Linked DNA regions of Homo sapiens: all the other regions are linked to region 2. A link is an interaction called in ENCODE POLR2A ChIA-PET data of the cell type or tissue named here. Cell type or tissue: MCF 10A. All regions are shown on one strand. Each heading gives the region's core, and the rest is flanking DNA. Links, peaks and the distances in the headings are about the cores only. Region 1 overlaps FCRLB (Fc receptor like B). Region 2 overlaps LOC124904443 (a long non-coding RNA gene). Region 3 holds the start of ADAMTS4 (ADAM metallopeptidase with thrombospondin type 1 motif 4).

Region 1 (7,561 bases), core at 977-5,976, 340 kb after region 2:
CTCGTCAACCCCTGGGACTAAATTTGCTTGAAGGCATTTAGAAATGGGTGCTGGCTGATGGACTGGTAGTCTGTAACCCAATGAATGTGATCTCCTCTCCTGCAGGGATGGGTTAGTACATGGGCTGGGGCCTGCGAGCTGGGGTTTCCTAAGATTTCCCAAACTCAGGTCGTTTCTTTGGGCACCTCACCTTGATTCTCTTTGCATGCTGCCCCCTCTCACCCCACTCCCCACCCCAGCTACTCTGGAGAAGCCCATATTGTCTCTACATCCACCTTGGACCACCATCTTCAAAGGGGAGCGGGTAACTTTGAAGTGTGATGGATACCACCCACTGCTCCTGGAGCTCCAGCCCATCAGCACTCTCTGGTATTTGGGCCACCTACTTCTGCCCTCTCACAAGAAGAGCATTGAGGTGCAGACACCAGGGGTGTATCGATGCCAGACACGGGGAGCACCCGTCAGTGACCCCATCCACCTCTCTGTATCCAATGGTGAGTGGACTGAGCACGAGGGGAGGGGGAGCACGTGTCTCCTCTGGCAATACTAGTCCTCTGGTGGGAGGGAACACTGGGCCAATCCCAAGGTGCAGGAAACAAGGGCCACACTGGGGCCTATCTTAAGTCTCTGGAGCAGGTAGGGACCTGCACGGCACTATGCGAGAGATGCAGTAAGGCATGCCTAGCCCCCAAGGTCCCCTTACCCTCCTGCCATAGTGTGAGGCACAGTGTGAACATTTCTGTTTGTTTCTGAGACCAGCTCAGAAGAGCAAAGGCTCCAAGGACCTGGAGTGCTGGACAGAGAACTTTAGGGGGTTGGGGAGGGAGCAGTAAAGGAAATTCACCAAACAGGAAAGGTGAGTTTCCCTGGCAGTCTGAGCATAGATCAAGGATCTACTCTCAGTTGAACAGTGTGATGCTTCTCTGTGCCTCAGTGTCCACATCTGTAAAGAAGGGACAATAATAGTATGTATCTCTTCGGCTGCTCTGAGGATTAAAAGTGAATTATGATTTGCTAAAGAAAAAAAGCAGCAATTGAACTGAGCACTTACTCAAAGTTTTATTGCAGACGTGTATATGTGTACACAGGAGTCAGCTGAGAAACTGATTCTCGAGATGCTTGAAGGGTTTTAAAACAGGATAAGAAAAATAACAATAATTTGTTCAATAAAGTACAGGATTGCTGGGCACGGTGGCTCAAGCCTGTGATCCCAGCACTTTGGGAGGCCAAGGCGGGCAGATCACCTGAGGTCAGGAGTTCAAGACCAGCCTGGCCAACATGGTGAAACACTCTCTACTAAAAAAAAAAAAAAAAAAAAAAATAGCTGGGCATGATAGCGGGTGCCTGTAGTCCCAGCTACTCAGGAGGCTGAGGCATGAGAATTGTTTGAACCTGGGAGGCGGAAGTTGCAGTGAGCTGAGATCGTGCACTCCTAGCCACAATTTGTATTCAGAATTTAAAGCACATCACTCAATGTTCAGATTAGCACTTACACACACTTCATATTCATACTCTGTGGTTTCTTGTTCGGAAATCATTGGTGATAGCAATAATTATACTGAGTACTATAGGAGTAATTACTGCTTACAGATTGGGAGTGCATGTGGATTGTGGCTATTACTTGCAGGATTCTTTCTCAATGTACAACACCTAAAATGGCATCTGCTCTGTGCTAGGGCTATGTAAGCGTGCTATAATGATCACAGGGTAATTATGAGGTGCTGTAGGAGATACCTAAGGCTCTCCTGGGGTGTCAGGGATGTTTTCTGGAGGAGATAAGGTCTAAGCCTAGACATGCAGGACAAGCAGGTGAACTTAAACAGGTGAAAGAGAGTCTTCTTGGCTGAGGAAATAGCAGGTACAAAAGCCTCGGGCTCAGAGCAGGGCCAGTTCTCTCAACAGTTCAGTATGGCTGGAACTTATCCTGTTAGGAGTGGAAGATGAGGAAAGTAGAGAGGAAATGGGGCAGGAATGAATACTGCCATGGTGAGGGAGAGGTAAGCAGGACCCAGTCAGGAGGACTCTGACACCATCCTAAGGAGGTTATAGTTGATTCTCATGGTCAAAACCCTTTGAGGGTGGAGCCAAGTCTCTGGCATCTTTGCTCCCTGGCTAAGTGAAAGACCAGCCATCCCCCTTCCTTCCCACTCACCTACAAATATATCTTGCACTATGAGGCTGCTGGGTGCCAACCACCAGGGAAGGCCTGTCCGCTCAAGAAAGCAGTGGGAGGCCAGGCCCGGTGGCTCACGCCTGTAATCCCACCACTTTGGGAGGCCGAGGTGGGCGTATCACCTGAGGTCAGGAGTTCAAGACCAGCCTGGCCAAGATGGTGAAACCCTGTCTCTACTAAAAAATGCAAAAATTAGCTGGGTGTGATGGCGCCCACCGGTAATCCCAGCTACTCGGGAGGCTGAGGCAGAAGAATCGCTTGAACCCAAGAGGTGGAGGTTGCAGTGAACCGAGTTTGTGCCACTGCACTGCAGCTTGGGCGACAAGAGCAAGACCATGTCTCAAAAAAAGAAAAAGAACAAGAAAAAAAGAAAGAAAAAGAAAAGAAAAGAAAGCGGTGGGAGATGGCGGGGAAGGGAGGGAGAGGAGTTAAGAGGAGAAAGCTGGAAGGCTGTGAGAGTGGGAGATCTCCAGGGCTGGACTTTCTGTGGAGTCAAGCGTGTCTGTGGTGTCTGTCGCAGATTGGCTGATTCTGCAAGTGCCCTATGCGCCAGTGTTCGAGGGTGAGCCGCTAGTCCTGCGCTGCCGCGGCTGGTACGACAAGGTGGTCTACAAGCTTCACTACTACCACGACGGCCAGGCCGTGCGCTACTTCCACTCCAGCGCCAACTACACTGTGTTACAGGCGCGTGCCAGCGACAGCGGGCGCTACCAGTGCTCGGGCACCATGCGCATCCCGGTGGAGAGCGCGCCCATGTTCTCCGCTAAGGTGGCTGTGACAGTGCAAGGTGGGAGAGACCAGGGGCCCCGGGAGGGAGGCAAATGAGCATTGAGAAATTCTGGGACAGGAGCTCGGCGAGAAAAGAAGGGGCGGAAGTTCAAATAGCTGCCACTTGGAGGGTTTCTCTTAGACTATGGACGCTGTCTCCTCTCCTTTGCCGTGAAGCAGCGCTTGATCCGCCGCCTGCTTGGAGGCTGGTCCCTTTCCCCGACGCACATCCTGGCTTCTCACTCTGGCTGGGGACTCCCACAGAGAGGGCAGCTCTGGCAGGGGCAGGGGCCACTGTGGGACTGGGACGAAGGAGCGACTCCCTAGCGTCCTGCAAGGCAGGCGCAGCGTCTCCTATTCTAGGCTGCAGAACCCGAGCTGAGTGTCAGTCGGGATGTGACATGAAGCGTCTGGCCTGGTCCCTCTTCCTTTCAAGCTTTCCCCGTCCCTCGTGGACTCGGTCCCCCTGCCCCACATTTCAGAAGGCTCCCCTTCCCCCTCCACGTGGACACACGGCCTCCTCCCCTCCCCCCTTGGTCTGTGGGTCTGCAAGGAGCCCTCGCGGGAAGCAGGAAGGAGCGGGGTCGCGGAGCGGTGGACAAGCCGGCGCCGTTGCTCCCCGCCCTCTCCGTAGAGCTGTTCCGGGCGCCGGTGCTGAGGGTGATGGGTCCGCGGGAGGCCCGCGGCGCGGCGCTGGGTGGGGTGGTGCTGCGCTGCGACACGCGCCTGCACCCGCAGAAGCGCGACACGCCGCTGCAGTTCGCGTTTTACAAGTACAGCCGCGCGGTGCGCCGCTTCGACTGGGGCGCCGAGTACACAGTCCCGGAGCCCGAGGTCGAGGAGCTCGAATCGTACTGGTGCGAGGCGGCTACCGCCACCCGCAGTGTCCGGAAACGCAGTCCGTGGCTGCAGCTCCCGGGGCCGGGTGAGTGCCTGCACACCCTCCCGGACGCCGACCCTGGCGGTCAGCCCTGCTTCCGCCTCTCGGCACCCACGAATCACCCCCGCCCCCTGGTTCCCGTCCCGCCCCCCGCCTTTCCCATCTCCCCTTCGCCGCCCTCCTCCTCACCCCTCTTCCGGCCTTCCCCATCCCCGCCCACCGCCCTACGCCCCTCCCCCAGCCCAGCGCCGAGAAGAACCATGCAAGCCGCGCGTGACTGGGCGTAATGCATTCACAGGTTCTCCCCTGGACCCGGCCTCCACCACCGCCCCAGCTCCATGGGCCGCAGCCTTGGCTCCTGGTAATAGGCCGCTTTCCTTCAGAAAGCCCCCGGTGTCCAGATCGGTCCCGTTGGTCACCTCCGTCCGGAACACCACCTCCACCGGGCTGCAGTTCCCGGCGAGCGGCGCCCCGACTGCGGGGCCACCCGCCTGCGCTCCGCCGACGCCCTTGGAACAATCGGCTGGAGCCCTGAAACCCGACGTGGACCTTCTGCTCCGAGAAATGCAGCTGCTCAAAGGCCTTCTGAGCCGGGTGGTCCTGGAATTAAAGGAGCCACAGGCCCTCCGGGAGCTCAGGGGAACGCCCGAGACCCCCACCTCTCACTTTGCTGTGAGCCCGGGAACCCCAGAGACCACTCCTGTGGAGAGCTGAGGGGGCGGCTACCGTCCCCTCTGCAGGCTCATTCCTCCTTGGTCTCCTGCTTCCCCTCACGCGAATTTCTTTCAAAGCCATCTGTTTGCATCCTTGTGTTTTGCTGTGGTTTTTAAAGGAGCGCCCACGAAGTGTAGTGGCTGACGATTTCAACCTCACACAGCAGTTTGTAACCGCAAGCATTCTCTTTGAATTCTCACAGAATTCAGCAAGAAGTAGAAACCTGTTATTTACTACATTGTGATTTAACTTTGGATGTGAATTTAGTCACCCTTAGCCCTTCAGATAAGCCTAGCCAGTACATATTTCAGCACAGGCAGTTTTTTTGGTATTTAAGTACATTGAGGTAACTGAGCACTTGAGAATATTTTAGGGTCAAAGTGTAATTATTCATAATGAATTTACTCTGTTGATATTAAAAAGACGTTCAGTCCTATTACTGATGAGTTTACATCTTCAAATAAATCCTGGGTTCTATTTAGTTTTGGCGAGAGAAAGTTGTTTGTGTGGGCCTCCCATTCCCTGGTTAAAAGGGTCAGAGTCTTTGGGAGGCTGAGGCGGGGGGGGGGGGGGAATCACCTGAGGTCAGGAGTCCGAGACCAGCCTGGCCAACATCGCGAAACCCCGTCTCTACTGAAAATACAAAAATTAGCTGGGCATGGTGGCAGGCGCCTGTAATCCCAGCTACTTGGGAGGCTGAGGCAGGAGAATTGCTTGAACCTGGAAGGCGGAGGTTGCAGTAAGCCGAGATCGTGCCATTGCACTCCAGCCTGGGCAACAAGAGTGAAACTCCATCTCAAAAAAAAAAAAAAAAAAGGGTCAGAGTTCTGTTAGACTTAACCCAGGTGCACCCCCTGCCCCAGTGCAGCTAGACAGACTGATGGGCTGTGGTAGCAGCAGGCAGACTATGCTAACCTTAGCCGTATATTAAATAAGTGTACCATTTGCATTGAGAAATCTTTTTGAAGAAACTTTAAGACAAATCCTCAAAATTGAGTTCTCATTCTTAGCAGCTTTTTTCTTAAGAGCCTTTCCAACATGAATACACCAAGATACACACATGCACAGATCAGTATGCCATCCTGCATGGTGACTTTACTCTCACTTAGTTAAAAGAAGAAAAGTGAGAAGCCATTTCAATTGCAATTTCATGGTTATGTTCCTGGAAAGTCCCATTTTGATGGGTTTTCCCATCTGCCTACTGGAGCCATCAATCCTCTGCAGAGCTAGTGTGATTTGTCCTCAGGAGGCCTCGTTCTCATCAGGTCCATATCCTTCTTCAGTTAAGTTTCACTGTTAAGGCTTAGAGCTGTAACAACTGTACCCTCTCATCCTTTACTTCTGCTTGATAGATGTTGCGTCACAACCCGATTTTCCATTTCTTTCTGAGTGATTAACCAGAATAATATCAACAGCCTTCATCCTATTCTTCTTAATATTGTTCTTCACCATATTATTATTACAAAGCCACTGAAATTATACAGAGAGGCAGGCAGGCAGGCAGGTGCACACATAAATTACACTGCAATGTGATAAGTGCTCTATGAAACATGATAGGAATTCAGAGAAGAAAGTTGAATTTTTAAGGAAGAGCAAGAACTACCACATGGAGATGTGAGAAAGATTGAGGGTATGGCAAGTAGGCTGAGGAAGCAAAGACACAAAGAAATGAAAGACTGTAGCGTGTTTATGGAGCTACAAATAATTGGGAGTGGTTGGAGAATTATGTGTGTTTATGTGTATCTGTGTAGGTGTATTTTAGGGAGGAGGTGACAGAGATGAATATGGGGAAGTAGGAAGGAATCAGAACATGAAAGTCTTGTTAAGAAGTGCTTTAGCCTGTTGGATACTTGGGATGGCTATCTGAAAGCATTCCTGACATGAAGGCATCAATATGTCTAATCTGAGGAAATGCTAACTTAAAATTAGACAAGAAGAATCAAACTTATCTCAGTGGATCTTTGCTTAACTCTGAGAGATATGTCCAGGTGCCTATAATTCAGTTCTGGGGTCTTGGTCTACAAGGGCCTTTGTGGCTCTGATTTCCAGCTTTCTGATGCAGGCTCATCTCACTTCTCAGAACTCTCTTCCAAGGCCACCTTTCCTAGCTAACTGCACTCTATTTCAGTGCCCAGGCTCTTTTCCCCTTCTGATTTTGTTTCCCTGAGATTTCTGCTTTTTTTTTTTTTTTTTTTTTTTGAGACGGAGTCTCACATCTCACTCTGTCACCCAGGCTGGAGCAATCTCAGCTCATTGCAACCTCCGCCTCCCAGGTTCAAGTGATTCTTCCACCTCAGCCTCCCCAGTAGCTGGGATTACAGGCACCTGCCATCATGCCAGGCTAATTTTTGTATTTTTGTAGAGACGGGGTTTCACCGTGTTGGCCAGGCTGGTCTTGAACTCCTGACCTCAGGTGATCCACCTGCCTCAGCCTCCCAAAGTGCAGGGATTACAGGCTTGGGCCACCGCGCCCGGCCGGTTTCTGCCATCTTGATATAGACAGGAAGTGACTAACATTAGTGGCAAGAGGCTTAGTAATCAAAGAATCTCAGGTCATTTAAAAAATCAGTTGATCATTTTTTAAGAGTACAAAAAAGAGAAATAGTTACTCAAAGGAGAGCTAGGGCAGCAGTATCTCTTTCATTCACACCTTTTTGGCAACATCAACATCCTTGTTCTTGTTTTGCCATCTACTTCCATTTAGAACTAGGATGCGGGGGGATGGGGAAGAACAAGGACTTTTTGGTGAGAGTGAAAATCATTCATGACTCAACTTTCTGGTGTAGGGGAGAGGAATTGACTCATATGGCCTGTAGACTCCACTGTCTTCTTCGTGTACCCCAGCTTTTAAGAGGAGGGCAGGATCAAGATGATCTTCTAAGATATCTGTTATTGATCTCCCAGGAAGACCTGCATTAAGGAAATATCAGCTTCATCTTCATCCCTTTTGTTTGAGGTTCCTACATGCATTTAGGGAAACCAGAAGGCTAGCTAGCCCAGGTTGTCCAAGGGGACTCTCAGAGCTC
Region 2 (7,561 bases), core at 948-5,947:
AAAATTGCAATCAATCAAATTATTTATTTTGCTCCACATTTACCCCATAAATACTTGCCCCTGATGATTTGTCATGAGAAAATTAAACTTCTTTTGGTTTGGTATTTCCCAATTCATTAATTGCTTCCTATTCAAATGAACTCTATTTTTTTTTTTTTTGAGATGGAGTCTCGCACTGTCACCTGGGCTGGAGTGCAGTGGTGCGATCTCGGCTCACTGCAACCTCTGCCTCCCCAGTCACACATTTCTCCTGCCTCAGCCTCCCAAGTAGCTGGGATTACAGGCGCGTGCCACCACGCCTGGCTAATTTTTTGTATTTTTAGTAGAGACGGGGTTTCATTATGTTGGCCAGACTGGTCTCAAATCCTGACCTCGTGATCCACCCGACTCGGCCTCCCAAAGTGCTGGGATTACAGGCATGAGCCACAGCACCCGGCTGGTCAAATGAGCTCTTAAAATTTTTTTTTTGTGCCTTAGTTTACCTTTTACATATGTGAATGAGCAACTCCAAATGATTCCAGCCCCAAGCTTTTAAGTCATCTCAGGCTTCCAAGTCTTCTCAGCTGAAGTCTCAGTGATTCTGAAGCAGAGACAAGTCATCCCCACTATACCCTTTCCGAATTCTTGACCCACAGAATCCATGACATAATAAACTGGTTGCTGTTTTGTACCAGTAAGTTTGGAGTGGTTTGTTACACACCAATAGGTAATTGGAACACTCCCTTATCTTCCCCGAGGTAGCATCTTGGTGAAGGTGGAGCAACCAATGACCTAGAGGTAGCAGAAAACGGAGGCAACCTCAGGTCCCTGTGGCTGGACTCTGGCACCCTAATGCTCTCCGATGTGTTGGACTGGCCTTGTCCCTGGGTACCCTGTGCTGAGCAAGGTGCAGCTTTTTTCTGCTGGGCCTTTTGGAGTATCATCCTAACATGAACTTCTCAAGTCCGTGGTCTCATACCATTCTATTTGCCTCTAGTTGCCAAGTCCCTGCCCAGTGGGCTTCCTTGTCTTATTCCCAGACTTCTACAAAAGACATTTATTCTTGTCTATGTATCTTCCCTTAGAAGGAGATGGGAGTCAAATCTGTTCAAAATCCATTCCTCTCTCCATACCCCCAACTCCTGATAGGGCTGGGTGAAGTTCTCACCACCTACTCCTAAGGGTTTTTATTTATTTATTTATATTTATATTTATATTTTTTTTGAGACAGAGTGTCGCACCCAGGTTGGAGTACAGTGGTGTGATATCGGCTCACTGCCAGCTCCGCCTCCCCTCCCGGGTTCATGCCATTCTCCTGGCTCAGCCTCCCGAATAGCTGGGACTACAGGCGAACGCCACCATGCCTAGCTAATTTTTAATATTTTTAGTAGATACGGGGTTTCACCGTGTTAGCCGGGATGGTCTCGATCTCCTGACCTCGTGATCCGCCCGCCTCGGCTTCCCAAAGTGCTGGGATTACAGGCGTGAGCCACGGTGCCCGGCCTCCTAAGGGTTTTAAAATCCATTCCTGGCCGGGCGCGGTGCTCAGGCCTGTAATCCTAGCACTTTCAGAGGCCCAGGTGAGCGGATCATGAGGTCAGGAGTTCGAGACCAGCCTGACCAACATGGTGAAACCCGTCTCTACCAAAAATACAAAAATTAGCCGGGTGTGGTGGCGTGCGCCTGTAATCCCAGCTACTCTGGAAGCTGAGGCAGGAGAATCTCTTGAACCCGGGAGGGGAGGCGGAGGTTGCAGTGAGCCGAGATAGCACCACTGCACTCCAGCCTGGGCGACAGAGCCAGACTCCGTCTCAAAAATAAAATAAAAATAAATAAATAAAATCCTTTCCCTCAGGAGCAGGAGGCTTAGATTCCTTCCAGCACTGGCCTTGCCTTCAGGGTTTCACTGGTATATTTGGGGAGTGTTCTGCAAGGGGTGTAAAAGTGAGCAGCTGCATTTGTTCAAGGCAGCAGGAAGTACTGCTGGGACCCCAAACCCAGCCTCCTGCAGTTTCCTCACTGCCTCACCTTGTGGCCAGAAGAAGCTAGGCAATCCACCCCTTCCATGGTAGGGCCGGGGCTCATGTTCCTTTATTTGGTTCGAACCTCAGTTTACCTCTCCAAGGACTCCAAGATAAAAGCACATTCTTTGTAGGACTGGTTTCAAGTGATGCACCAGTGTAAAAAGGGATTTGCGGGCAATCAGTATAAATGATTTGGGTTTGGATTTAGCTCCGTCACTTAATATAAGGGGATCTTGGGCATGTCTCTACAATTTTATTTCTTCATCTGTAATATCTTGATAATGGTTACTTCATAAGATTATTAAAAGGATTAGATGACACTGTAAATTACTTAGCCTTACAGAAAGTAAATGTAAAGCAGGCCACGCACGGTGGTGGCTCACGCCTTAATTCCAGCACTTTGGGAGGCCGAGGCGGGTGGATCACCTGAGGTCGGGAGTTCCAGACCAGCCTGACCAACACGGAGAAACCCCCATCTCTACTAAAAATACAAAATTAGCTGGGCGTGGTGGCACATGCCTGAAATCCCAGCTACTCGGGAGGCTGAGCCAGGAGAATCGCTTGCACCTGGGAGGCGGAGGTTGCAGTGAGCGGAGATCGCGCCATTGCACTCCAGGCTGGGCAACAAGAGCCAAGAGCCAAACTCCGTCTCAAAAAAAAAAGTAAATGTAAAGCAAAAGTTAGTTACGATTAGAAAAATGCATATTAACAAATTAAAGACTCCGCAAGCTATTTAATTAAAGAGAATTGCTTAATTCTGTCGGACCCCAAATTTTCCTGCTTGACAAATTCACAGAACCCTTTCAAACGAAACACCAATAATTAGGATTAGGGTGGAGACGGAGGAGCTGGAGTGAACGGGACTTGGCTGGAACACGTCCACGCACGAGTATGAGGTGAGGTATGCAGGTCAATGGGAACGCCACTCCCCTCGGGAAGGACACGGCACAGTCTTTTCGTCCTCCTGGGGCTGAACCCGGGACGTCAACACGAGGCTAACGGGACAGCTGTTTCTCCGCTCCCTCGTCACAGCCCGCGCGTGCTCCGCTCCGCTTCCCTTCAACCGACGTATTGCCAGTACCGTCTCCGTCTTGTCCAGCCCCCGCTGTCGGGAACTGAGAGCACCCTTTCCCAGACTTCCGGTCTTGACTCATTGCTGACGGGAAAGCTCCGGACCTCTGCGAGCCGTGGGGCGGGGCGCGGCGAGAGGAGGGGCGGGGCTCACGAGTGACGAAGGGCAGAAGGGCGGGGCGGGACGAGAGGAGGGGAGGGGCGAGCGGAGGGGAGGGACGAGAGGAGGGGCGGGACGAGAGGGGGGCGGGACGAGAGGAGGGGCGGGGCTCACGAGTGACGCAGGGCAGAAGGGCGGGGCGCAAGAGAGACTGAGAGCACTACGCGGGTGAGAGGAGGGGCGGGGCGTGGGAGTGACGGGGCGTGGGAGTGACTGGGCGCGGAGAGGCCGGAGCCGGAGGCGAGGCGAGGCGTGAGAGTGAATGAGGGAGGAGGGCTGTGAGGGGCTGGAGCGCCCCTGGGTGTCCTTGAGATTGCGGGAAATTCGGGTCACTTTTTCCCCAGGCCTCAGGCCTGCCGCGTCGAATTTGGGGTCTTCGCTAGGCCTGCAAGGTTGGCCGACGTTCAGGATCGGTGCCCAGGAGATGGGCTGCCTTCTCTGGGGCTGGGCAAGGGACTCTGCCTGGCAGCGCGCCTGGACCGGGGCGGGAGCACAGGGCTGGATGCGGGGCACCTCGGCGTGATTCGCGGCGGCAAGTCTCTTTTGCATCCCTACCCTGAGTTCCCCCATTCTCTTTCCCCGAAGCAACCACTGTTAGGGTTTTTGCGTGCCCTTCCTAGATGATCTCCAGTCGTCCCTCGGTATCCGCAGGCAGATTAGCTCCAGGACAGCAAGCACCCCATACTAAAATCTGCGGATGCTGAAGTCCCTCCTATAAAATGGCATAGTATTTACCTACAACTACGCACATCCTCCCACACACTTTAAATCAGCTATGGATTACTTGTAATACCTAATACAATGTAGTTATACTGTGTTGTTTGTATTTGCATTATTTTTATTGTTATTTTTCCTAATATTTTGGGAACCCGCTCGTGTGGGAGGTTCCCATACATGTATATATATTAATATGCATAAATATATTTCCTCCATTTTCCCCTTACTCAAAAACCCCACACTACACACTACTCTTCACCCATCTTTTCAGTTAGCAGTAAGTCTTGAATCTGTCCAAGAGCAGGATGACATGCAAAATGAGTGATTTAAAACTCTTTCTACAGCTGGGCTTTAAAGTACTTCCAGCTTTTTACTACTGTTTTGGCAGAGGGCTCACCTATGGGAATTAAAAGATGAATTTCCAGCCTGGGCATATAATAAGACTTGTCACTACAAAATAAAATAAAATTAGCTGGGTGTGGTGGCAGTCGCCTGTGGTCGCAGCTACTCAGGAGGCTGAGGTGGGAGAATCCCTTGAGCCTGGAACGTCGAGGCTGCAGGTTCAAGTGATTCTCCTGCCTCAGCCTCCCTAGTAGCTGGGATTACAGTGTGCACCACTACGCCTGGCTAATTTTTGTATGTTTAGTAGAGACAGGGTTTCACCATGTTGGCCAGGCTGTTCTCAGACTCCTGACCTCAGGTGATCTGCCGGCCTCGGCCTCCCAAAGTGCTGGGATTACAGGCTTGAGCCACTGTGCCTGGCCCGAAGTGGGGAGTTTTTATGCAGCTGGAGAGTAAAGGAGGGGGAGTTTCAGAGACCTGAGGGGAAAAGTCTATGTTTCTTCAGTCTCCGATAATGCCTTGAACAACCAGACTTCTGGGCATCAGCAATTGGACATAACATCCTTAAAGTAATTCATCCGAATCTTCTGCTTTTTTTTTTTTTTTTTTTTGAGACAGGGTCTCACTCTATTGCCCAGGCTGGACTGCAGTGACATGATCTCAGCTCACTGTAACCTCCGTCTCCCAGGTTCAAGCGATTCTGCCACCTCAGCCTCCTGAATAACTGGGACTACAGGCACGTATCACCCAGCTAATTTTTGTTTTTTGTTTTTTTTTGGTAGAGATGATGTTTCACTATGTTGGCCAAGGTTGTCTCGAACTCATGACCTCAAGTAATCTGCCTGCCTCCGCCTCCCGAAGTGCTGGGATTACAGGCATGAGCCACTATGCCTGTTCCTTCTGCAATTTTTTTTTCAAGACCCTGAAGTTATATTCTTTTGCTTGACAAAGAAAACAGTACATCAGCAGTTTATAATTATATTATAGAAGGAATATTGGGCAAAACACAAGTGCAAGCAAGCAAGGGCCTGATCAGAATTTTCATCCTTTCAGTCACTAAAAATGCTGGTGTGGTAAAATCTCAAGGGGTCCCATTATAAAATGTACCTTAGAAATTCCATGGGATGCCATGGTCTTGTTTGTTTTCATAAATAAGGCCTGTCTATCTGCCGCTGGATTTCCCTCTTGTATCCTAGCAAGGATCAGACTTTGTTTTTTGTGTATATTTTTTGATATGGAGTTTCACTCTGTCACCCATGGATGGAATGCAGTGCCGCAATCATAGCTCACAGCAGCTTCAAACTCCTGGGCTCAAGTGATCCTCCCATTTCATTCTCCCAAGTCTTTGGGACTACAGGTGTGCCCCAGTGCACCTGGCTAGGATCAGACTTCAGAAGATCCTGGCCCGACTGGGTGGCACAGGCCCATCACTCTTACTATTTCACTGTGCTCTCCGTAAAGTCCTGAAATATTCTGACCAACAGGGATGGACTCTTTTCAAGATCCACAGAGCTCCGAGGAATTTGTCCTATCCTTTTCTTCCCCTACTGCCTCATGTTGCTGGTGTCTGCTTATAAAGGAGCTAATGGAATGGGTAAACTAGGAGTGCTAGAGTGGTTGGTCTGAGACAAGGGTGAGGGGAAGGAATCAACCACTTTGGGATCAGAACAGAGGAGAAAGCAGGGCCACCACGGGAACTGTAGTTATTCCTTTCTTGCTGCTCTTTGGCTGTAGTTTCCCTCTCCCATACCATCAAGAAGCCCCAGTGAAACCACATGTACCACATTTATATTTCTTGCTCTGAGATCCATTCCCTGCCCTAACTCTCCCTGTTGTACTTGCAGGGAAATGCATTTCCCCAGGATCCCATCATGCAAAGTGAAAGCCAAAATCCTTGCTGTGTTCCACAAGACCCTTCACCTCCTCCTAGCTTACTCTGATCTGGCTACACTGGTTTTTGCTGTTTCTGGGACACAACAGCTTGCTGCTGCCACAGAACCTTTGCACTTTGTAGCCCCTCAGCCTGGAAGCTTGTCCTCTAGATAGTCTACATGGCTAGTTCCCTCACTTCCTTTAGGTCTTAACACAAAAGTTACTTCTCAGGGGGCCTGCCTTGGCCACACTATCTAAAATTCCACATACAAAGACACCCAGATATTTCATCTTCTGTTTCCCTCTTTATTTCTCTTTAGCACTTGTCACATCTGACATACTAAATAAAAACTGTTTCCTCTGCCCACACACTTTTGACATCAAATGTGTGGGTTTTCCACACCAAGCAATTCTCCAGTTCTCAATGGTCACCAATTGTGTGTCCTCCCATCTAACTCAAGTCTGGCACTAATTACCTGGAATTAATGAAGTTCCCACAGGTTAAGGACTCAGGCTCACAAGACTGCTCCTAACTTCAGATGTCAATCACAAGTTCCAGATTCTCATCTGTACTTCTCACCAATTGGCTATCAACTGGGGCTTTCCCAACACCCTCCTCTTGTTTGATAATTTGCCATAATGGCTCACAAACTCAGGGAGACATTTACTTACATTTACCGGTTTATTATAAAGAATATGACAAGGCCGGGCGCAGTGGCTCATGCTTGTAATCCCAGCACTTTGGGAGGCTGAGGTGGGTGGATCACCTGAGAGGTCAGGAGTTCAAGACCAGCCTGGCCAACATGATGAAACTCCATCTCTACTAAAAATACAAAAATTGGCTGGGTGTAGTGGCAGGCGCTGTAATCCCAGCTACTGGGGAGGCTGAGAGAATCGCCTGAACTGAGGAGGTGGAGGTTGCAGTGAGCTGAAATCGTGCCACTGCACTCCAGCCTGGAAAACGAGTGAGACTCTGTCTGCAATAATAATAATAAAAAAATAAAGAATATGACAAAGTTTACAGATGGACAGCCAAATGGAAGATGCACCGAGGGCAAGTATGGGTGAGGGCTTGGAGCATCCATGCTCTATTTAGGCTTGCCATCTTCCCAGCACCACAGTGTGTTCACTAAGCCAGAAACTCTTGGAACCCTGTTGTTTAGGGTTTGAACATAGGTTCCATTACTTAGACAGAATTGATGAAATCATTGACCATTGGAGTCAATCTCCAGCCCCTTTCTCCTCCCCAGAGGTTGGCGATGGAGCTGAAAGTTCCAGCCCTCTGATCATCTGGTTGGTTTCTCTGGAAACTGGCCCCCATCTTCTAGGAATCACCTCATTAGTATAAACTCAGGTGTGCTTGGAAGGGGCTTACTATGGATAACAAAAGACACTC
Region 3 (7,561 bases), core at 1,341-6,340, 190 kb before region 2:
GGGGCCTGATGGAGCCTAGAAAAACAATCCTAGGACTATAAGAGGATTTAAATTTTTGTTATTTATAATTTTTATTTTAATTACTTACTTTTTTTTTTTTTTCCTGAGACAGAGTCTTGCTCTGTCGCTCAGGCTGCAGTACAGTGGCATGATCATGGCTCACTACAGCCTCAAACTTCTGGGCTCAAGCAAACTTCCTGCCTTGGGCTCCTGAGTAGCTGGGATTACAGGCATGTGCCATGTCCAGCTAATTTTTTGGAATTTTTTGTAGTGATAAGGTCTTGCTATGTTGTCCAGGCTAATCTCAAACTCCTGGTCTCAAGCAATCCTCCCACCTTAGCCTCCCAAAGCATTGGGATTACAGGTGTAAGCCACTGTGCCTAGCCCTGTAAGAGGCTTTAATGGGCAGCTATAGTTTATTGGATGCTTATTATGAGATGAGCATTGGCTAAATGCTTGACCAGCACTATTTAATCATGGCAAATACCTATGAGATAGGTACCGCTATTATACTTATCTGACATATCAACTACAAACACAGAGAGGTGAAGTAACTTACAGTCACACATCTACACCTGCTTAAAGAACAGAATAAGAGGCCAGGCATGGTGGCTTAATGTCTGTAATCCCAGCACTTTGGAAGGCTGAGGTGGGAGGATTGCTTGAGCCTAGGAGTTCGAGACCAGCCTAGGCAACACAGTGAGACCACATCTGTATTTAAAACAAAACAAAACAAAACAAAACAGAGTAAGGATAGGAACTCAATTCTGCCTATTCTAACCAACTATAGAATATTTGAGTTTGCTTCTCATCAACATCTCTGCCTAGTGGCAGTCATCCTGCTATTCTTGCATACCTCACTGCGTGACAAGGTAATCACCTCCTTCATAGCCAGCCCATTCCAGTGGTGGACAGTTCTGGCCCTCAGAAAGTCAGTTCTAATTCTACTGAGCCAAAATTCGCCTCCTCTAGCTATGCTATTTATTCTGGGAGGAAGTGAGAACTACACAAAGACAGCAGCATTTCTCACCCCTTCCCACACTGCAGAGGAAGCACACTTGGGGGAGGCAATTTGGTCCATGCAGAATGCAGCGGAAGTGAGAGTGCCCTGGAGGACAGGAATTGAGTGCTACCCAGGGAAAGGTAAGTGCCATCTGCTTACCATAGCCATTGTCCAGGAAGTCAGTGATGAAGCGGGCACTGCAGGGGGACCAGGGCTCCTCAGGATCCACATGAGCCATCACAGGGGCCATGACATGGCGAGAGGTGCTCAAAGGCCCATTCAAACTGATGCATGGCTTGGAGTTGTCATGGAGCATGTTGAAGACATGACCTGTGGGAGCAAAGGCCCTGATAGGATCTGAGGGTCCCTTCCCCATGCCCTGAGGGACTCCATAATAAATCTGGCTGCAGCTGTGGATGATCAGATCCATTACCCACCTCACCCTGCCCCCAGTCCTTTCCTTTATGGTACTCTCAGGGCTCCCAGTATGTAGCCCCGTCTCTTTCTCTGTCTCCTCTTCCCCAAAATATACTCAGGGTCCCTCCCTACCCACTTTTCCTTATAGCCAACATTCCCAACTGTGACCCCACCCATTGTCTCTGACTCCCCCTCCAAATACACACACACAGACACACACACACACACACACACACACACAGAGGAGTTCACAGTAGTTTCGACCAACTAATTTATTTAATAGAAAAATGTAAATGTATGTCTACACCTGGAGCAGAGAGGAGTAATAGCCCTATACCTAGGCCTGGGGGAAGAATACCTTGGGACCCCCATTAACACTGTGGTGAACTTGCTACCCCCTCCCCCACCTTCTCCTCCCTAATACCTTTCTCATCCACCCCTACTTTACCCAGTTCATGAGCAGCAGTGAAGGCTGACTGGAGCCCATCATCCTCCACAATGGCACAGCTCCGAGCCGGGTCACAGACGGTGCCCACATCAGCCATACCCAGCGTGTCGCAAGTGGAGACTCCACACAGGTCCTGTGGAGAGGGATCATAGAAGGTGCATAGACAGCCAAGACACCTGGGTCCATTGGGTTGAGATCCAGATTCCCGGGGACCTGGGCACTGAGGACCCAGCACTGTCAGGGCCTAGGTAGCCACACATGGCAGTGTGGCTGGGGCAAGGCACCATGTCACACAACTCCAGGAACATCATTTGCATCATAGTCTATGTAGTGGCGCTTCTTAGAATTGTGCAGTGCATGGCCTGCGGTGCTGACTGGGGCCTCACCTGACGGGTAAACAGAATGGCTGTGTCAAAGTGGTCAGGGTCCGAGTCCTCAGGGGTGTTGAGGCCCCGCTGCCAGGCACAGAAGCTGCGCAGGGTCTGGGCAGCACTGGGCCCCACTTGGGGCCCCTCCTCGCCTGACCCCAGGATCACTAGCCGAGTCACCACCAAGCTGACAGGATTGCGGATGCTTGGGTGCTTGAAGGCCTTGGCTGCTGCTGCCATCACTGTTAGCAGGTAGCGCTTTAGCCCCGCACCGTGGAATGCGGCCATCTTGTCATCTGCCACCACCAGTGTCTCCACAAATCTACTCAGTGAAGCAAAGCGCTGTAGAGAAAAAGGGAGAGGAAGATCCTGAAATAGCCTCTCAGACCCATGGGTCGGTCGATTCTCCAATCCCTCACTTCCTGGGTCTGGAACTCAGCATAGTCAGCTGGGCCCCACACACCCCACGGGATTCCTGACTCCTGGCGGGTCTTGGTTGGGCCCTTCCCCCAACGCCAAATCTCAGGGCTTTTGTGGTAACTCTGAGGAGTCAGCAGCTGGTTCTAAGAAGGGGAGGAGAAGGGGACGCCACATCCCAGGGCTGCGGGAGCCCCAGAGGTGAAAGCAGCCTGGACTGCCGTCAGGAGGGACTTTGGGGTTCTCCAGGCCTGAGTGTGGCTGGGGCCTATGGGACCAGGGCTAGAGGGCTGGGCTGCAACGTGTCTGCCCTGTGTGGTTGGAGGAACGATTCAGTCAGCAGCTAGGGCCAGGGCCAGAGCTCAGCGTGGCGGTTGTGGAGGGAGCGTCTGGTCTGGATTAAAGCTAGAGAGGGAGGAGGGAGGAGGGAAGGGAAGAAGGGGGAGACCAGGAGTGGGAGGGAGGAAAGGATGGAGCCTCAGGCAGCCTCGCAGTCCGGCCACAGTGTGTGAAGGGGATTGACCAGAAGGAGGTATGGGATACCCTCCCTCTCTTGCCACTCCTGCCCTAGTTTGCAGTTTGCCACAGTGATTTTAAAGGCAGCATCAGAAGCCAGACACCAAGCCCTAGGGCCTCAAACCTGACTCCTATAGCTGGGAGTGGGGGATGAAAATCAAATTTGGAGCAGAGAAAAGAGCCAAGGCCAAGGGGCTGTTAGGAGACCTTTACTGCTGGGGACTGTGTCAGTAGGAGATGCCATGGCCAGGAAGGGGTGGGGTGGGGAGAGGGAGCAGTTATTCCCAGCCCAGAGTCTGTGACCCACCTCTGAGAACCCTCGGTGGGTCTGGCTAGGAGAAGGGTGAAGGGGAGAGGCCTGAGCCTTACCAAGAAAGGAGGCTCATGGAGAAAGGAAAGGCAGGCAGAAGGGAGGGAAGCAGAACGGCCAGAAGTGTAAGTGGGTGGAGAGAGGGTGAATAGGGGTCAGTAGGACAGACATGGCGGGAGGACACCGCAGGACACAGACTCCAGAGATGCCTACCTTGGCTCTTCGGGGTCTGGGGCTGGGGCTTCCAAGAGGAGCCTTGACGTTGCACATGGGACCTTGACCGCTGGCAGGACTCTTCCGGCGTAGGATGTGAGCCCCAGGTCCCCCAGCAGAGTTAGGGGTGCCTCCCTCCAGGGGCTGGAGGTGGAGTTCAGCCCCCCGATATTGTAACACGCCTAACAGGGCTCCCCCATCCCAGTGCAGAGATGCCACCGACTCCGGATCTCCATTGATGGTGCCAGTCAGGTAGGTGCCAGGCTCTGCTCCACCCAGCAGCTCAGGCGCCTGGCCCAGGTACTGCACTGTCAGCCCCTCGACCTGCACACCGGAGTCCTGCTCCAGCTCTAGTAGCAGCGTCTCCCCAAAGGCCTGCAAGCGGCACAACAGCCTGGCAGGGGCGCCCGAGCCAGGCAGGACGCTGCCGTTGAGCTTCTCTGGAAACACGATCTCCTCCTCCCGGGGGAGGGGGCTGGCCAGCCGGGCTGAGGGCAGGAGAGAGGCCAGCAGTAGCAGAAGCAGCCACACCAGCCAGGAGAGCGGCACAATGGGGAGCAGGAGGCAGGGTTGGGCTCCCCACAGCCAGCGCCCTGCCAAGCCCCTCCCGGGATGCGAGCCTGTCTGGGACATGGCACTGGTACTGCAGCTGGGAGGGACTGAGGCCGTCTAGGGCACCAAGTCCTCCACACCCTAGCTTTGGAAAGCTCCTCTCTGTAGCCTGGGGGCTTGGACTCCTGCCAAGGTCAGAGGCAAAGTTTTCAGAAGGGCTGAGGACCGTTAAAGGAAATGGAGAAAACTTAGTCCTTGGGCTTGGGAGAGGTGCCCAGGGGTCTGGCTTCTCCAAACTCTCCTCCTGAGCCCTCCTTTCCTGGATCTTTGTCTCTCCCTGCCTGTGTCTTCTGCAGCTTCTCTGGCCTCTCCCTCTGTAGGACTCTGTCTGGGCCGCTTCTGTGCCTGCCCTGTCTCTGCCTTCTTCCGCTGTGCCTTTGTCTCTGTCTCTTTCCTCCTCTGTCTCTCTCGTGCATATGTGTCTGTGGGTCTCCCTGTGGGTTCTCCCCAGCCTCTCTCCGCGCCAGCTCTTTTAAGCATGGTGAGCCTCTGCGATTGATTGGCTGATCTCTAAGCCACTCAGCTGAGCTCTGTCGGTGGGACTCAGATGGGTGTATCATCGCTTCCCAAAAAAATGGGACTTGCCCAGGGGAGGGGAATCTCTAGCAGCCGAATGGATAATAGGCACTGGGCCAGCTGATGACATAGCCTTTTCCCAAACCCCACAATCAGCCCTCAGCTGTCTCTTTCCCTTTTTGGTGGGACAGAGCCCCAGGAGAGGCAGAGAGTGAGGGAAAGGGCCTGGCCGGCATGCACAGATAGGATCACGGTCCTGGGAGAATTCCTGCTCTTATAGTCTAACCTACCATGGCTTCTCTTTTCTCAAGGCTCCCTCATGCTGCCCTTTGGCCCTAGTGGCTGGTTTCCAGGGCTGAGGGGACTGAGTGAGCTGCCTGAGAAAAGAGGGTAGGGAACAGGTAAGGAGGCATCAAGAGGGAAGAACAAATAAAAGAGGTAGCTTGACATGGCTCAGGATAGAACTGAGCAGCTGGGAAGAGTAAAAAAGGCAGAACATTGGGGGAGGCAAGGAGACAGTGATCAGGGAGTTGACTGCCCAAAGGTAGGATGATCCTGCTTGGAATGAACATAACAGAGGCGGCAGATGACAAGGCAGGAGGGGTTAACGACTTTTCCTTTTATAGAAGGCGGATCCAGGGTGGCACCTCCTCTTTTCTAACGTCCCTTCTCTCCCTCAGGATCCCCCTTCCTGAGTTACCACTACCCACCCCCTCCAAAGCCCAGAACAGCCATTCCGCCTCCATTTCCCCCCAGGGTTCCCCCTCCCCACTTCCTGACTCCCCATTTCCCTGGCCCAGCTCCCAGTAGCTTCCCCCAGGCTTTTGGCCCTGCTCCTACCCACTCCCAACTGCCCTAAACCCTCCCCCAGCCTCAAGTCAGCCAGCCCCCAGCATAGGCAAGACTTGCTCTCAGGAACCCAGATTCACCCAGTATCAATCTGGGAGAATCCCCACCTGGCTCCCACCATCCACCCCACCTTGCTCTGAGAACCCAGTGGTTCCTGGAATATCTAGTCATCTTTTCTTTTTAATTCTCCCTGGGGCAGGGAGAGGGTGGAGACAGCATTGTGCATATAGGGAAATTAGGGTACTGGGAGAAATCCATTGCCTGGGGTGGGGAAAGTGGCTGGGGAGGAAGAGGTGGTGTTAGGGAAAGGAAGCAAATTATTCCTTTGGCTTTGGATAGGAGGGAACTCGGAAAAGAGGTCTTGGGTATGAACTCTCAAGGCAAGGAAGGGTTCAGAAGTAGGGGCAATTTCTGCTCACCCCATCCTCTGGCTGCTTGTTTCCCCAGGAAATCCCCAGGAAGGAGAGTGCAGTCAGCAGTCTCTTTCCTTTCCCAGAAGTGGACCACCTCCTCTTGCCTCTATTCCCCTATTCACTCTGCTTTGTCACCTCCTGTCCCCCGCATATCATATCCGTCAGAATACTTCCTTTCCCCCTCCCTTCCTGCTCAGGTCGGTAATACCTGCCCTGGTGCCTATCACTTCCTGGATCACCCACCCCCTTGTGACTGCCAGACCCACCTCTTGACCCACCACTTGCCTGACCCTGGTTCTAAGCCAACGGGGCTGGGACTAGAGGAGTCGGACAAAGGGTGGGAGACCAGAAGGGGCAGGGGCAAGAGGAGCTATCACCAGAGAACTCTACTGCCCCTTTCCACTCCCCTATTTGAGATGAGGACAAAGGGGGTGACTAAGCAATGAAAGACAAAGGGCTTTAGAGTGGCTGCAGCAGTGTGTGTGGGGGTGTTGGCAGCAGGGAGAAGGCACAAAAGCTGCAGTGTCCTAGGCAGCCCCTCAGGAGCCCCCCACCCCAGTCCCAGCTCAAGCTGCCTCCAGGGCCAAGCAGCCCAAAGTCTATCCTGACTTCTCCCAGGCTGGATCAAGGCAAATAAATGCAGTCCTTCCCATCCCCCACCACCATGGCCACATTTGCTGTGTTTCAACAATAGAAAGAAGGCCCAGGGAAAGAGCAAGGAATGAGGACAACAGAGGGACCAAACCTCTGCCCTGGCTCTGTGGCAGCTGCCTTGTCTAGCCCAGGTCCTGGTCAGTTCCCACAGCTAAGGATCTGGCCCCACCCTTTGGTACAGTTCCCATTAGGTCAATTCCCAGGCCAGAAGTCTGGCTTTCCCCTCTTTCTCTGCAGTGAAGAATTCCACCATCTCTGCTTCCTGGTCTGTCTGCCTCACCCTGCTGCGCTGCTGGTGGGCTGTGTCCCTGGGATCCTGTCTAGGGGATATCTGGGGAAGGCCTCTTTCCAGGCTCAGAGTTGGAGAGTTGTACAAACTCTACGGGTGGGTGGCCCAGCTGGAGTTGGGCTTAGAGGCAGAGGGAGAAAACAGGAACTAGCCTCTAAGGCTGGAAGAATCTTTGTCCATACAGAATTGTGATCAGACTCCTGGTGCTACTACATTTCCGTGCTGTTGGCCATTACCCAGGAGGGCTATAGCAGGGTCAGAAAGACGTTAGGGAAAAGAGGCTGACGCAAGACGGAAGTGGGGTGTGAGGCATCTCTAAGGGCGCTTCCTGGGTCTGTGATTCTGTAGGTTCGGGAAGCCTGGAGGATGTCAGGGTCACCCACAGAGGACCTCCACTCCCCCATCTGGGATGAGGTGGCTCCTACACACCCCGACACTCCCCTCCGCACCACCAATGCCGGCGGCCTTGGCATCCTATTCTTTTTTGTTTTGGTTTGGCGGGAGCTCTCAGACCCGCCCAGCCCCACTTAGGCTCC

The links. Peaks named below come from ENCODE experiments on the same cell type or tissue, not always from the same donor. Only the 100,000 strongest peaks of a DNase experiment are listed, where the experiment ranks them.
Region 1: POLR2A ChIA-PET joins it to region 2 with 14 read pairs; 5 of 35 experiments call an interaction of 5 or more read pairs at or near these places.
Region 3: POLR2A ChIA-PET joins it to region 2 with 11 read pairs; 24 of 35 experiments call an interaction of 5 or more read pairs at or near these places.

What each region holds. Positions count from the first base shown.
Region 1 is chr1:161,723,128-161,730,688 of GRCh38, forward strand. It overlaps FCRLB (Fc receptor like B), which reads left to right. Exons shown (of 8, transcript NM_001002901.4): 5 at 240-494; 6 at 2,694-2,960; 7 at 3,576-3,866; 8 at 4,120-5,016. The coding sequence ends at 4,535. Among named protein-coding and RNA genes, the nearest start is that of FCRLB, 5.4 kb to the left of the region's middle. RefSeq lists enhancers at 3,114-3,253, 4,314-4,363 and silencers at 3,464-3,703, 3,714-3,763, 3,794-4,053. In MCF 10A, for the core only: a CTCF peak has its summit at 3,110; DNase peaks (open chromatin) are centred at 3,044, 3,324 and 4,044.
Region 2 is chr1:161,386,831-161,394,391 of GRCh38, forward strand. It overlaps LOC124904443 (a long non-coding RNA gene), which reads left to right. Exons shown (of 2, transcript XR_007066693.1): 2 at 1-677. Among named protein-coding and RNA genes, the nearest start is that of TRV-CAC1-1, 9.2 kb to the right of the region's middle. RefSeq lists an enhancer at 2,852-3,051 and a silencer at 3,232-3,451. In MCF 10A, for the core only: no CTCF peak of the experiment used is centred there; a DNase peak (open chromatin) is centred at 3,151.
Region 3 is chr1:161,194,303-161,201,863 of GRCh38, forward strand. It overlaps ADAMTS4 (ADAM metallopeptidase with thrombospondin type 1 motif 4), which reads right to left and starts at 4,752. Exons shown (of 9, transcript NM_005099.6): 1 at 3,693-4,752; 2 at 2,255-2,578; 3 at 1,869-2,001; 4 at 1,163-1,333. The coding sequence starts at 4,325. It also overlaps a transcript of NDUFS2 not described here. RefSeq lists a silencer at 918-967 and enhancers at 1,338-1,407, 2,586-3,491, 6,017-6,738. In MCF 10A, for the core only: no CTCF peak of the experiment used is centred there; a DNase peak (open chromatin) is centred at 4,409.